Regions from separate parts of the Homo sapiens genome. Here all the other regions are linked to region 3. Evidence: chromatin contacts called from ENCODE Hi-C or POLR2A ChIA-PET data. All regions are on one chromosome and are shown on one strand. Each heading gives the region's core, a stretch centred on a gene start or an enhancer-like site at or near the end of the contact. The rest is flanking DNA. Distances are from core to core; before and after follow the strand shown.

What was found. Hi-C counts contacts between places; a loop is a spot of excess contacts on that map. ChIA-PET counts read pairs that join two places held with the same protein, here RNA polymerase II (POLR2A). Pooled maps may share reads with other maps.
Region 1: a loop to region 3 is called in a map of CD4-positive, alpha-beta memory T cell, with 2.5 times the contacts of the local background. The contact joins two enhancer-like sites. A Hi-C loop is called at or near these places in 1 of 168 maps with a recorded cell type or tissue (CD4-positive, alpha-beta memory T cell) and 4 of 50 pooled maps. POLR2A ChIA-PET finds 5 or more read pairs at or near these places in 5 of 52 experiments (A549, CD4-positive, alpha-beta memory T cell, CD8-positive, alpha-beta memory T cell and 2 more).
Region 2: a map of gastrocnemius medialis shows a loop between it and region 3 (2.1-fold over the local background). The contact joins two enhancer-like sites. A Hi-C loop is called at or near these places in 3 of 168 maps with a recorded cell type or tissue (gastrocnemius medialis and psoas muscle) and 2 of 50 pooled maps. POLR2A ChIA-PET finds 5 or more read pairs at or near these places in 2 of 52 experiments (A549 and activated T-cell).

What each region holds. Positions count from the first base shown.
Region 1 is chr16:79,414,614-79,417,754 of GRCh38, reverse strand. It overlaps a transcript of MAF not described here. Among named protein-coding and RNA genes, the nearest start is that of MAF, 180 kb to the left of the region's middle. Within about 2 kb of position 1,599, at least 3 of the 41 ENCODE cell types and tissues checked have a DNase peak (open chromatin) inside an H3K27ac peak, as active enhancers do.
Region 2 is chr16:79,436,951-79,440,392 of GRCh38, reverse strand. It overlaps a transcript of MAF not described here. Among named protein-coding and RNA genes, the nearest start is that of MAF, 160 kb to the left of the region's middle. Within about 2 kb of position 1,797, at least 12 of the 41 ENCODE cell types and tissues checked have a DNase peak (open chromatin) inside an H3K27ac peak, as active enhancers do.
Region 3 is chr16:79,380,094-79,383,477 of GRCh38, reverse strand. It overlaps a transcript of MAF not described here. Among named protein-coding and RNA genes, the nearest start is that of MAF, 220 kb to the left of the region's middle. Within about 2 kb of position 1,922, at least 4 of the 41 ENCODE cell types and tissues checked have a DNase peak (open chromatin) inside an H3K27ac peak, as active enhancers do.

The DNA of each region.
Region 1 (3,141 bases), core at 350-2,849, 35 kb before region 3:
CTCCTGATATTTGGTCAACAAGAGAAAACACTCTGACAGCCAAGCAGGAAGTTAGAGGGCCATGTGGGGAGGGGACGGAGGACCGTACTGCTCCAAGAAGGGGAAGCAGGCTAGGCAGGCTCGGTAGGGCTGGGGACCCCCGCCTCCAAACCTCTGCTCGCCCCAGCCCTCCCTCCTTCGGTTGTCTGTCCCCTTTCCCATGATCCTGTGCAGGAAGCCCACTTTGAGGACCACCAGTCCGCCAGCCCATAATAACATCGCACATCCAAATAGCATGACTTGAACCTTTGGGTCACCCTTGGAAACCGGCTGGGAGAGGGAGAAGTATCCCCTCCACCTTCAAAATAGAATGGGGATAGATACTGCCAGGAGTTCTTTTGATGTTTGGCACCAAGTTGCAGACAGACTGACTTTGTGCTATTCTGATGCTAATTATTTTACCAAGTGATATCTGATTGTTTCTATAAAAGGTTTATGTCGGTGTAGTTCACCACAGGCTTTTTAATGACCTCAAGATGGAAGCAAGAAATGCACCCAGAGTCCATTAAAGAATTAGGTTCTATGAACGCCCAAGTCTGCTGGAAGGGGTCGGCTGCAGGCACCTCCTCAGCCTCAAATGAAAATGAGAATGGTGTGCCCCTGGCTGAATAACTTTTGCTAAAAGAAGGCATAAAAAATACCCTTTCCGTCTGTGAGTTCGGCTCATAGCATGTCTTGGGAATTCTGGCATTGTGGAAACAACATGTTTGCCTGGATTCCATGTTTCTAACTTGAATATAAAGCTGGTGTGCTGGTGTGCAAATAAGAATAATTATGATTGTTGTCACAGTCATCACTGTAATACTTCATGAGTAAAAAACAAAAGGCTGTCTACCATCTTCCTAAAACTATATAACACTTCATTGTCTCCCCTTTACCCATGAAGAAATAGTCAAAAAACAACACAGCGGCTTCCCCAACTTTCTACAGGGAGAGGGTAGCAAGCTGCTTCAGGTCATAGGATGCTCTCTGGTCAGCAGGGTCTTCTAATCCCAATTCCATTTCTTGGCCTTGGACAGAACTGATGCTAACTGACCATTCGGAGCACCGCGCTCCCAGGAACAATATCTGAGTCACGTCTTTCCTTTCTATTTCTTCATCTGTAAAACTGGAGTGGGGGTACGGCCACTCCCTCCTGGATATTTAAAACTTTCAGCTTTAAAAATATTCAATTCTATGAAAGTCACAGTAAATGCCTGATCTTTTTTTTTTTTTTGCAATTTAACCATAAACCACTTCCTTCTTTTTATTCTTGCAAATGTAGTGTATCACCGTGAAGAGAAACAGAAGCACCTATATTTCGAAGAGTTTGTAAGAGTAAAGCCTGTTTCACATGCTGGGAACATATCACTGTGTTCCCAACATGTTGACATGGAGCTTGTCACAGAGACGCTTCCCAATAACTCATGGCTAAATGAATGAAAGGGATGACCTAATTCAGGTCCCTCAATCCCCAAGAACTCCATCAGACCACAACAGAATCAGAGGCAGTTCTGCTGCCACAGCTCAGCCATCTCCTGGTGGTGTCGTTGTCTAACTATTAGCAGTGAGCAATCGCCCCACTTCCATCCTGTGCCGCGGGTGGCAGCTTAGGGGCACACACAGCAGCTGCAGCCCACCCAAAGCTGGGCACATCCCCTCTGTCAGTGCTGCTGGTAGGAGACAGGTGCTGTGCTCGGGCGCAACCAGACACACGGCACTTTGCTAAAAGGAGGTAGGGAAGGTCTCACCCAAGAGGGATGCTTGGTAGGAAGTTCAGATTTTCATAGGGAGGGACATTCTAAGGACCGTAATACAATACACCAAGGGATGCAAGAGTATGGCCCCTGGAGAGAAGAGGGAAGCTGAGATTTGTCAAGGGGTTTGTGACTTGAGAGTTGCCATTGTTTTACAGATAAGGAAGCTGAGGCTCCGGGATTTTTAATAACTAGCCCCAAAGGCACCCAATAGAAAGGGGAGGGCCCAGGATCAAACCCAGGTCTAACTGACTCCAAAGCCCATGCCCTTTCTAATATGGCACAAGCAGAAGGGAGGGGTGGAGGCCTAGAGAGAGAGCAGAGCTGTCAGTGGCCCCGAGGCAACCATAGGATGCAAGCTGCTTTGTAGCTGCAGAAGGAAAAGTGATCCAGGCTTTGAATGCTGACCACACTGAGCAAGGCAGCATCTCTGCCAGCCTCCCTCACAACCTGAGCCATTCCTAATTTAAGGGGACTTCTGCCCCAACACATAGCTCTATTCCTGGATAGTAGAGAGATTTTTCAATGGCTAGAGTCCTGAACCACCCAACAATTTTCCTTCCCTCCTTCCTTCCTTGCCTCTTTCCCTCCCTTCCTTGCTCCCTCCTTCCTCCTTCTTGCCTGCCTGCCTGCCTGTTCATCCTCCCTCCTTCCTTCTCTCCTTCCGTCCTTCCTCCCTTCCTTCCCTCCCTCCCTCCCTTCCTTCCTTCCTTGTTCTTTCCTTCTGTCTCTAAAATTTGTTGACTTGTATCCTGTGCCCAGCACTTTGCTAAGTGCTAATGAACTAACAAGAGTCCTGCCCGTGTAGCTCTCCATGTTTGGGTGAGCTCATCCGTGGTTGAGGACAATGTTAGAGCTGCTCTCAAAGATTTCTAGTTCTCGCTTCCTGCAGGGCACACAGTCCTTTGAGGTTAAGCCTGGGCATGGGAATAGTTTTGTTCAATGAAATGCAAAGGGAAACAAACATGTCAACTCTGGATGGAAGCATTCAAGAGCTGGTGCAGAATTTCCTGTGGTCTCTGTTCCCCTGCCTCAGTGATTGGGGACACCCTATGACATGGAAATCCCATAAGATTTGAACAGTTTAGAATGCTAAGACAACACATGAACTAGTGTCGTGGAGGAGTTCCCTGGTCCTACAATGGATATCACGTGCATGTGCATCTTTAAGTTTTTGATATTTGGAAGTTGTTTGTTATTACAGAGTCTAATACAGTTTTTCCTGATTAACAAAACTCCATTTTGATCTTGGCTCCCAGCTGCATCTTTCCTTATGATTTCTCTCTTACCCAAACCATCTCTTTGAGACTTTGGTTTTCCTTCCAGCTTTCAAGCTCCTTGAGCACTAGTCCGTGTCTGTTTACCT
Region 2 (3,442 bases), core at 548-3,047, 57 kb before region 3:
ACTCATGCACCTGGTCGGGACTTCCTGTGTACCTACTGTGCGCTAGGCACCACACTGGTACAAAGGCAACTCACACAGCCCTTCCACTGGGGTGCTCACCTTCTGGCTCTGTGAATATGGTGTGTGCTTCAAGGCAGCATGTGCTGGGGCCCAAGACAGCTGCAAAGCCAGGGCAGCAAGAGCCCCCTTTTCTGGCTTTTCTTCCTTATCATTCTTAGAAACACACCATCTATTGCTTCCTTCCTGCATCCAGGTGGTAGTGGTGCAACTCAAGGGAAAGGAGAACTTGAACCATGTCCAAAGGGAAGGAATGTCATAATTAGGGAAGTGGAAAATAGAACTGAGCCAAAGGAATCTGGTTCTGACTGTGCCTGTCTGTTCTCCAGACTGTAAATAGGGACCTCAGTGAAGCGCCTGTGGCCAGAAGACCTCTCGCATCAAAACAAAACAAAGAAAAGCAAATCAACAACAGCAGCAACCCAAGTCCCTGATGCACTGGGTTATGTCAAATTTTATTTTCTGTGATTAATATATTGGTCTCTTTGGTTGCCCCTGTGATCTGTTTCGGTCGTTTCCATCCCGTGACTGCTGGGCATCTCCTATGCAGAATCCATGCTGGTGCTTCCAGCACTTCCTCTGTTGGCTTTGTCATCTTCTGTCCTCACTCTTACTGTGGTCTATGTAACATGGACCTCTTTCTGAGTGAGTGTCTATGGTTTTGCATCTTTCCATCCAATGGAGCAGAGCAGACTGTTTTTGCAGCAATATACTATTCCTTGGAACCTTTGTTTTCTTATCCAGAGCAAGAAGAGATTAATAAATATTAAGTGCTGGCCAGGCGCTGGTGGCTCACACCTGTAATCCCGGCACTTTGGGAGGCCGAGGTGGGTGGATCATGAGGTCAGGAGATTGAGACCATCCTGGCTAACAAGGTGAAACCCTGTCTGTACTAAAAATACAAAAATTAGCCGGGCATGGTGACGGGCGCCTGTGGTCCCAGCTACTAGGGAGGCTGAGACAGGAGAACGGCATGAACCCGGGAGGCAGAGCTTGCAGTGAGCCAAGATTGAGCCACTGCACTCCAGCCTGGGTGGCAGAGCAAGACTCCGTCTCAAAAAAAAAAAAAAAAAAAAAAGTAAGTACCTACCCCATAGGACGATAGGGATGGTGAAAGAGGTGGACTTGTGCAGGTGCAGTGCAAAGAACTGCTTAATACACTCTTATTCTTGGTACGTAAATGAACGATGAATGAACGCAAGGCAGTGCTGCGAAGTGCAGTGCCCTAGATTAGGATGTGCAAATCCCAGACTCAATCCCTGCCTCTGCCTCTTGGAGCTAGGGGACACGACAATATCTTTAAGATAGAAGGGGCTTTGGAGGTGGACAGGCCTGAAGTCAAGCTTGATTATGGCTCTTTCGATGTAATTGTTAATCTTAGGATGTCTCAGTCTCTCACATGATGAGGACAATAATTAATTCTACCTACCTCCCTGGACGGTCCCAGGGATGAAAAGTGGTGTCTGTGAAGTGTGGCAGAGCGCACACATGGAATACGTGCTTGAAAAATACCAGTTACTGTGATCATTATTGCTTTCCTTTTATTTCTTCCTAGCGCTTCTTTTCATTAGCATCTCAATGCCTCTGGGACATGGGCAGGGATCATCCAGGGCTCAGGGAAGGACGGAGGACCGTGCCAAGAGAAGGCAGACTCTGCACGACCTCGCTGGCTGTGCAGACTTAGAAAACTGATCCGCCCTCTCTGAGCTCCGCCCCCTTCCCTCCTCTGTGAAATGGAGGAAACAATCCTGTCCTCGAGGTTCCCGGGAAGATAAAGTGAGGAATGTCTGCAGGAGCCACTGACGCAAAATAAGTACCCAGCAAATGCCACTTCCCACTGCCCCGTTCCTTACATAATTCTCCGCAGCCTCCTCCAGGCTGTTATCTCCTTGGCAGTGAAGCCGGGCGCTGTCTCTTACCCACATGCCCCAGTTAATATTTCAAACGTCCTGAGTTTCTAATTGTGGCGAAGCCTAAGAGCCACCTAATCCGCCCGTGTATTAACTGCTCTACCTCCAAACGGGTGCCTCTGGTCCCAGGGCTGACACTGCTGAGTTAATAATGACTCGATTCATTCCTCACGCCAAGTGCAGGAACCACATAATCTGCGGGGCAGAAATAACTCCTGTAATTGGAAATGCCTGAGGGAACCCCCCACAAAGGGCCTTGTAGCTTGGCATGTGGGAACCTCCTGCCCCCACTCTCTTCCCCCTGCCCCCCCAACGCCACGGGGCCTCTGCTGTTTTCTAAAGCCTGCTCAGACCTGGCGTCTCTAAGAGACAGGCTCTCCAAGGGATGGCATTCCAGCCCCAGAAATATGCTCAGTAGTAGCCCCGGCTTCCCGGTGCCCTGGGGCCGACTCCTGTCTCCACAAACAGGCCTCCTAGAAGCCCAGGCCAGCAGCCCCTGCAGAGGCGGAAACCTCCCGCCTGGCCTGTGTCCCACTCTAGGTGAAAGGGGAATGCGGCCCACGTCTCAGCATGTGGGAACCCCCTTCCCAGCCAAGGCAGAAGTTTCTGTTGTGAGGGAGTGAAAAGGAAGTGCTAGGATTGAGCCTGCCCAATGCCAGCCTACGGTTTCTCTCAGTGAACTTAGTGAATGTCATGGCCGAGAAGCTCGTGCTCTGGAAGCTAGCAGAGAGTAATGCCAGGGTTTTCAGAGGCCAGTCCCCTCCACGGTGAAGCTGGGTGACCGGCATGAGCTCTCGGAGGTGTCCTTTCCTCAGCTGTAAAATGAGGGGGCACACAGGCCTCCTTGGGGGACTACATGGGTGGAATGTGCAGTGGCTGGCTCTGGGTACCTCCTCAACCACCTTTGTCTCCCTCACTGTAAAATGGGATGCAAAGTCCCATCAGCCCGACTTTAATGAAGTTGAGACATTCTTGAAGCATTTCAAGCAGGATGTGTGGCTGTGTCCCACACCTGTACAATCTCAAACAGGCCACACGGTGGTTGTGCAGCCTGGGGTTCTCTTACACCTGTAATGTACGTCTTCATGTTCCCGTTTTACACGGGGGATTATTTAATCTTGGATGACATGTAATTTGCACGAAGGAGAGCTAGGATTGCAACACAAGCGAAGATGACAGCAAAGTGTCCATTTGGTTTCCTTACAGCATGCTCTCTTCCTTACTCCTGTCTGTAAAATATACAGAAATGCACACACACACACACACACACACACACACAGAGAGAGAGAGAGCTTTCTCCCATTTTAGTCTTTAACACATGCCTTGAGAGTGGGCAGGGCAGATGCCGAGGTTATTAACAGTGTGGGGGATACATGACCATTCATGCACGTTCAAACTACTTCTGAAAGCCCTGCTTGTGACTCTAAAGTGCGGGATTTCTGAACAAATAGTCAGATCTCTCACTTTCAAAGGAG
Region 3 (3,384 bases), core at 673-3,172:
TTCTTAAATTGTGCCAATATAAAGTTTACCATCATATAGATTCTGAAACCCATCCTTCATTTTTTTTTAAACCAAGACATTTAAAAATCTGGTTTTCTTCCTTTATTTCCTTCTTGATTTCTTGAGTTTTCCCCTGTGAATCTTTTCATGATGCCAGCATACTATTTATCTGGATACATGAAGTTGAACCATCTGAACAACCGTCTAAAATGGTTAGATTGTTTCTTTATCTCTTATCCCCACCCTGCCCCCACCCCAGTCCAGGGTTTCAGTTGGAGTTTAAGTACCCCTTCCAGTCTGAGCATTTCTTTCTGGTTCAAGACTGAAGTAAATGTCAATATCTCCAATGGTTCAAATTTCTCCAGTGGTTTACATTTTATCAAGTATACCATGCAAATGATATACTGAGTTATTATCTATTCTTTTGCCCCTATTTATAGATGAAGCAACTGAAATAGTGTACATGCTATGCAGTAAAGACTTAGTAAATATTGAATGGATGAATGAGTGAATGAATGAATGAATGAATGCTAGAGCACAGACCTGGGCTCGAAAGGCCAAATTTCATCCCATTAGTACTACTTTGCAAAGTGTTCCCATTCTGTCACCTGCTTACATCCCATCACCTAATTCGTGCACTAGAGCAGTTCTTTTCTTGCTCTCTGCCTTGCTCCAAACCTCAACATAAATGCACCATTTTATGAATAAATGCACATTTTTATTTTCTTCAACCTCTGCTTTTTCTGAGATATGATGCTCTGATCAACAGAAGGTCAAATGCAGCTTACAGACATGTTACTAGTGTTTGGAGGTGGAGAAAACAATGGAATGGATAATTCCAATTTTAAAAAACAATATTACCACTTTTTCGTCAATAGCTGCGTTCAGGGTCTGATCAGGTGTGCCATTCTCTACTGTACGTTATTTGTATAGGGTATGGCTAAATTTAATCTCAAATTTAAATTAGTTAAAATTAGCACAGTTTACAATTTAGTTCCTCAGTTGCAGTTGCCACATTTCAAGTGCTCAATAGCCACATATGTCCAGTGGTTACCATACTGGACAGCCCAGATAGGAAACTTTTCCATCCTTCCAGAAAGTTCTGTTGGACAGATCTGATATAAAACCTATGCATATGCATTCTCCATTAAATCGGTCAAAGGAGGAGAAGAAAGAGAATTTTAGTTTTGCATGGTGGTTGTTTTGAATTTCCCCAGTAGGATTAGACACTCATTTACCAGGTGAAATTCTTAGATCGGCTAGAAGAAAAATGATTGAGTTGTGTCTAAAAAAATGAAAACCCTCTGACATGTTGATATTCTAGGCTGGCGACTTTGCTTGTGGCATTTTGGAACAAGATTCAGAATCAGGAAAGTGTCACCTAAGTTGAAAGCTCCCCTGTAAGAAATGTCTCACTTTGACCTAAAGTAAGTGGAAGAGACAGGGGAAAGGAAAGAGAAGCAGCGGAGGATGTCTAAGTGATAAATGGTACCCTGTCATATCACATTTGACGTCTTAACAGGAAAAGGGGGCTGTTGAGCCAGATGTGGGTTAAGCGAGGAAGTTCAAACCTTTCTCTCGTCTTCATTTTGTTTTTCAAGGCGCAGGTTGAGTTCAAGAGCTCTGAGTTCAATCACAGCATATCCACTCTGTGGAGTAACAAGCCAATCAGGGCCAATGTGTTCTCCAAGGCAACCTCCGTCTTTGTCAAAGCAAAATGATTGCAGGCTTCCAAGCTGTTGAGAAATAGTGTAACCGAGAAGGAATCTCTCCAAGAGAAGACTGCCGTTAGCAACCACGTGATTCACACTGTAGCTACCAAAGTGGAACATGGGCCCCCAGACAGAGTGACAGCCATTAAAAACCTGCCCGACTCTCCCAGGGCCAGGAATGGGGGGAGCATCATCTATCAGAATCTAGGGCTCTAATCTTCATAGGTTGCTTTCCCCAAATAAACACCAAAGAGAACCACAGCGCTCTTTCTTTTAGGCACCGTCATTAGCCAAGCAGTCGCTTCTCTCTAGAGTTCGTTTTTTCTTCCTTCTGTTTTCCCAGGGTAACTTCCACATCACAAACACACTTATCTGGGCTTCGTATCAGCCTTAAAGATTCAGAGTATGGATCTGTTTTCCAGACTGACCGTCTGACTCTCTGACCTATGGTTGTTTACTCTCACAGAAATGCATAATGTGACCCTTGTTAAAACCACAATTAGTCTAAACCCTTTACAGGAAATATCGGTTTGGTAAGAAGAGAGATACTGTTAATAGGAAGTCACATGATTTGTAGGGAAAGCAGGCACATGCTGTTGAACGTACACAATTTCTACTTATCATTGATCTCTAGCTGCAGCTGCTGGCTGATGAATGCAAAGGTTAGCGTGCACATGTGCCCTTCATTCTGTTCAGGGAGGCCAGAGCAGAGGTGGCCCTGCCAGCCTGCCCTTCAGGGCAAAGGACTGCCAGGATGCAGCTCTAATCCCAGGTATGGGAGGTCTTAGGGGAGAGACTTCATTCCCAGATACTTCCTATCACATTCCTACTGAAATAATTGCCAGTCTGAAGGCTACCCCTGGCCATCCCAGATTTGGCAGACAACTTCCAATGTGCCCCCAAAGAGGTCACCCCACAGACAATGAAAGATTCAGAGTAATACCACAGCTGTAGGGTCAATGGCCGGTGGGTGTGTGGCTTTGGACTGGAATTGATGTGTTCTGCCATTTATTATACTAGCTCTATGGCCTCAGTCTTCCCATCTGTATAACAGAGCTAATGCCATGAAGAGCAAATTCTGTAGCAGTGGTACTACTGATCATCGTCAGAGAGGGTTTATTGAGTATTTATTCAGTTCCAGGCACACTACTAAAGATCCATGCATCACAAACCATGATAATGGAAAGAATATATCATAGCAGTTAATGCAAAGACAAGATATAGTCTAACCAGGCAGGTAGCTGTGGGAAAATTACTTAATCCTTCTGAGTTTTCACTTTTCCTCTGTAAAATAAAGATAATAATACCTCTCTCACACTGTATTGGAAAAATTGAATAAGCTAATGGTTAGCATGATTCGTGGACCTAAGAAGCATTCAGCACATGCTACTACTATTGTTAATTATTACTGTTATAGTCATCATACCCCTAAATATTCACAACTGCCCTTGAGGTAGGTGGTATTATTTTGTCTTATACATGAAGAAACTGAGGATTCACAGTCAATAAGCAGCTATTCTAATGAATATACATCACTTAGAATCTCAAGTGAAGGTCTGCTGGAAAAACCCAAATTGCATTTAGCCAATAGGAAACTGGGATTTTTGAAATATGGCAGCCATGATTAAATAGTGAGAAAATAAAGTGTCTAGTTGGTCCAAAGAGTTGTATG